2 separate regions of the Homo sapiens genome follow, and region 2 is linked to region 1. The links are chromatin loops, found by intact Hi-C in ENCODE. Cell type or tissue: MCF 10A. All regions are shown on one strand.

What was found. A loop is a pair of places that touch in the nucleus more often than their neighbours do. Peaks named below come from ENCODE experiments on the same cell type or tissue, not always from the same donor. Only the 100,000 strongest peaks of a DNase experiment are listed, where the experiment ranks them.
Region 2: a loop joins it to region 1, with 5 times the contacts of the local background. A loop is called at or near these places in 2 of 110 quality-filtered maps.

Annotation. Positions count from the first base shown.
Region 1 is chr10:9,595,469-9,597,968 of GRCh38, forward strand. The region is part of intron 5 of LINC02663 (long intergenic non-protein coding RNA 2663); the gene reads right to left. Among named protein-coding and RNA genes, the nearest start is that of LINC02663, 280 kb to the right of the region's middle. In MCF 10A, no CTCF peak of the experiment used is centred here; a DNase peak (open chromatin) is centred at 1,263.
Region 2 is chr10:9,426,301-9,428,800 of GRCh38, forward strand. No RefSeq gene overlaps it. Among named protein-coding and RNA genes, the nearest start is that of LINC00709, 150 kb to the left of the region's middle. In MCF 10A, no CTCF peak of the experiment used is centred here; no DNase peak of the experiment used is centred here.

The DNA of each region.
Region 1 (2,500 bases):
GTAATAACTTTTATCTTTTTGATAAGATTTATCATGCTACTTTAGATTCTTTCTTTTTAAAAAATTTTTTGAGACAGCGTCTTGCTCTGTTGCCCAAGCTGGAGTGCAGTGGCACAATCATGGCTCACTGCAGCCTTGACCTCCTGAGTTCAAGCTATCCTTCCACCTCAGCTTCCTGAATAGCTGGAGCTACAGGTGTGGGCCACTATGCCTGGCTTGTTTTGTAACTTAAAGATGAGGTTCTCACTGCATTACCTAGGCAGGTGTTGAACTCCTGGCTTCAGGTCATCTTCCCACTAGGGCCTCCCAAAGTGTTGAGATTATAGGCATGAGCCATGGCACCCAGCTAGATTCCTGTTTTATTTTATGTATTCTGGTTACCCTGGCAGGGGCAACCCCACTTGTGATCTTTGCTTTATCGTGCATAAACCCTGCAGTTACACTGCACATTTTCTTTATAAACCTTTCTTCTCTTAGGCCCCCGAGCTGCCCTGGAAATCAATGTTTTCTCTTGGCTTTCAAGAATGGATGTGGTAGAAGGGAGTCTGACTCCAGGCTGAAAGAGTTAATTTCGGCCGGGCGCGGTGGCTCACGCCTGTAATCCCAGCACTTTGGGAGGCCGAGGCGGGCGGATCACAAGGTCAGGAGATCGAGACCATCCCGGCTAAAACGGTGAAACCCCGTCTCTACTAAAAATACAAAAAATTAGCCGGGCGTAGTGGCGGGCGCCTGTAGTCCCAGCTACTTGGGAGGCTGAGGCAGGAGAATGGCGTGAACCCGGGAGGCGGAGCTTGCAGTGAGCCGAGATCCCGCCACTGCACTCCAGCCTGGGCGACAGAGCGAGACTCCTTTTCAAAAAAAAAAAAAAAAAAAAAAAAAAAGAGTTAATTTCTATTCACCCACTCTTCAGGTTACCCCATCCTCTTTGATCAAAGAATGGCTTTTGGGACTCTTCCCAAGACACAAACGACTTTTTGATGTGGCTGTGAGACCTATTTTTGAAAAGAGCCTGCATGTCTGAAATGCCGAAGAAGGCAGGAGGGTACTGTCAGGGTCAGTCAATCCACCTGCCTGTGGCCATAAGCACTGCCCTCCTGCAGGCTGCGGATGGTGCGCCTCTGAGGTTGCTTTCATTTTTAGGTGGTGTTGTTGCCTCCCTTCTCCCTGGTGGCAAAGCAGCAGGCAATTATTTACTGAAGACAATGTGGAAGAGAGGCAGGGTATATACAGAATGTTCTTTCTCAGGCTATTTGGACCCAACCTGCTGACTCACAGTGTGTCACGTTTGTGTGTGTGTGTTAATCACTAAGCTTGGTGCCAGCTCTTCCACCCTTTATATACCACCCTTCTGTCTGAAACAGGAAGTCATCTTCCTATTTTTTTTTTTCTTTTGGTCCACCTGTTTATCACTCAAATCAATTTCTCTTCTTCCACCTGCTTAACTTTCTCTCAAATACATATTTTTAAATCACTGTTGGTGGATACAAGGATTATTGCAGCTGAGTGATTGGATGATCTTTTATTTTGCTCTTTCTTTTATGGACAGAAGCCAAACCACTGAAATGAATGATCAGAATAAAACTTAGAGCTTGTTACAATGTGCTTTGAAGAGCAAAGTCATGATAATTAGCTATCTGTGAGTCCTGAGAATTCTAGATTAATTGCAGGATTTTAAAACTTATTTTTAAGTTCCAACTGTCACTTTTATCAGTTCCAGCTATTTCAGTGGATACAGAGCTCACATTCAGATGGTGTGCTCATCAGCCTTCTATTGGTTTACATTAAATAGTTTGCTCTCACAGGCACCTCTCTTTAAAGCATTTTATAAATGCTAATTAATTGCCAGGCCCTCAGGAATTGTTCAACATCATCATTTTCATCATACACATTAGGAAACCAATATACAATGAGGTTCGAATGCTCAATGAAGACCTCATAGTAGTTGGTAGCAAAGGACAAAGTAGAAATCTCCCAGATTTTAATTTCTTAGCTCAAAATTTTAAAACCATTATCTAGTTCAGTAATTGAACAAGCATTGTGTGTCTTTTGTCACAGTATTCTTGGAAATTGGAGATGTTCATGCTTATTGACAGATATCTTGGCATCCTGGTTGCCACTGGGGTCTAACTAGGCTACCTAATCAAACACTTCATTTGAACGGAAATTCTCATATACAACAGCTGACTTGTTCTAAGGCTGGTCATCATGTTATTATCCTCCAGTTCCATCACCTTTGTCACCAGCCTTGCCTTTTATTGATTCTGAGACCAATTGCTATTCACATACATGACTGAAAGTCCTGTACCTGGGTGTAAGTATGACCTTTTTGGTAACCTGTGTATCTGAGCATGGTCTTAGGTCATGGAACAAACTGCTTCTGTCTGTTAGAGCCATTTGTCTAGTATCTCTAGGGGAAAGAAGAAGAACCATAGTTATTCTAAGCTAGGGCTGTGGAATATTCTGTTAAAGAAAAGCAAACACAATAAAAGTGCATTTCAGG
Region 2 (2,500 bases), 170 kb before region 1:
ATGTGAAGGATGTGGAGGAAATGTTTTCATTGATCTATCTGGGATGACACCAAGAGCTTTTCCCACAGAGTTTACAACTAATTCAGAATCTGTCAGTTTAAGAGCAGAGTATTGAAATTTTTCTTTCTAAGATGTATTGTAGCTCATACACATCCAGGGTGAGTTGTCTTTTCTTAAATTTTTATCTTTCTTGCAAGTATGTTTTGTAGTTCTCACTATTTATCCCTACAATAACCAAATTAAAGACATTTTGATGTTACCTTCAAAATGTCTTTCTTTTGTTCTTAATCCTTGATAGATTTATTTAATAGACTCAAATAGCTAATTATTCATAATTCTATTTTATTTTTACCCTATACTTCCTTGTGCTTTGGTCAAGTGCAAATATAATATTCAATTTCCATTAGTATTTCGTTTTCAGATTGTCTTAGGGAATTTTGTAAGAAAAGATAGAAATCCCTAATTATTGAGACATCAGACATGCAACAATTTTAATGTATTATTTCATATTTGGACAAAAGGACTGTCTTTTATCTATGAAGGTATTAGATAATTTTGTAGTGTTCTCAAAATTTGAAAAATGATTATTTTAAAATTGTACTGTATTATTCTTTTATTTGTAAAAAGACAGAATTAAGATAAATTATACATTTTTGTGAGCAAGAAACCCTTATATGCAACAAAGAGGTGAATAGGTATATTCCTAAAATATACTTAGTAAAACCATGCTTATGATATCTGGAATATAGAAAACTTGAAAAGTCCACCTAATTATCTCAATAAAACATGTAAAATATTTAAATACCTAAATAAATGTTTTCCACAATTATGAGAGACTAATTTCAATTCATAATTTTATTATTAAATGTCTTTACAGAGTGTGCTAGACATCGGTGAATTTCAAAGAACAAAAATAACAAAAATCCAACAATATAATCAGGAACATTTCATAGATTTTACCCAATAAAATGTTTAAAAGTTAAAATGTTTTTATAACATTTTAATGTTTGAGATAGAGTTTCTATGTGGACAGAAATGAGCATCCTGAAAGAAAACAGAAATGTAGTACAGTTGTTTTTAAAAATGGCATCATTAGAGGGCACTATTGAATGCCTTGTAGGAATTGCAAACTTGAACATATAGCCAAGACCAAAAATTTTATGGCATAAAACTGTATCTTTAGCTATTCTTGATGACATAATATAAATAGATTTAGAAATTATAAACTTTTGTCATCAAACTAGAAAAGGAAAGAAGGAAGAGAGGGAAGGAGGGAAGGAGGAAAGTGTATGGGATGAATCACATTAACGTTAAAGTTGAGAAGCAGGAAAGGGAACAATAGAGGCCTTAATTTGAAAGCATAAAATTTAGGATTATCAAAATGCTGAAGGAACTGAACTAAAGCTAGAAGGAGAAAAAGCCAAAGGCACTTTATCTTTAATTTTAGATTATCAGTATTGTTTAAGTTAGATTTGGAATGTTTAAACCTTGATGAAACAACATCAAACGATCACATGAATGCCCAGATGCAGCATAGTCTTGTAAAGAAAACACCATAATATTCTTTAAAAAGTTTTGATTTACTTATTCAGTCAGGCAGCATTTATGTATTTACTTAGAACTACGCTGGGTACTGAGAAATTGTAAATTAAAGAGCTCTTGGTTCCAGTGTTTAAGACATATAGAGCCTTTTTGTTTGTTTGCTTGCTTTAGAGTATTAACTAAAACAACTATATAAAAGTATTATGATAGCCATTATAATTTTCTCTAGTGACTAAATACTTTGATAAAGAGTATAATCTTTAAAACTCTATAAGGTGATATTGTTAAGTAGAACTAGAAACTAGAAAGCTCCTGCAGGTATTTAGACAAATCACTACTTTATTTCTTCATACGAAAATCACGTAACTATAATCATTCATGGACATATTGAAAAAAATCTATAAAACAATGGAGATCATTAAGTACAGTTTTAGATAAAGCAAAAATGTGAATATTTCAGTATTTCTGTCACAGAGACATTCTGTACATGATACACCTTAAAAAATAACTTATGGACAAGTATTTCACTTCCTGATCTATCATGTATTTCTTGTGTAGGAATGGGCATAATTCTCAATATCCAAGTATTTTACATGCATATGCATTCTGATGTGCACTTTCCATGGATTGACGGTTTTTGTGTTTTGTTTTGCTTCCCCTACCCACCATCCTTTTGAGTTCTTCTGTTTTCATAAGTGTTAACTTTCTACTCCTCATTCTTTTATTTGCTTGGTTAGGTAAATTATTAAACTTTTGCCAGTGCCTAGTGAGGAGAATCTGTTGAACATATTTAGCTTAATTTTATCTATGGCAATAGCATAGATTTCATTTTTGCAGCTTAATAAATAATGTGAATTATAGGAATCTTCCTTTACACATACTGGATGCAACTACTGCTCTATAGGCACTTTTATGGGATCATTTGATTATGTCTCCTCAACAGGTCATGTTGCTATTC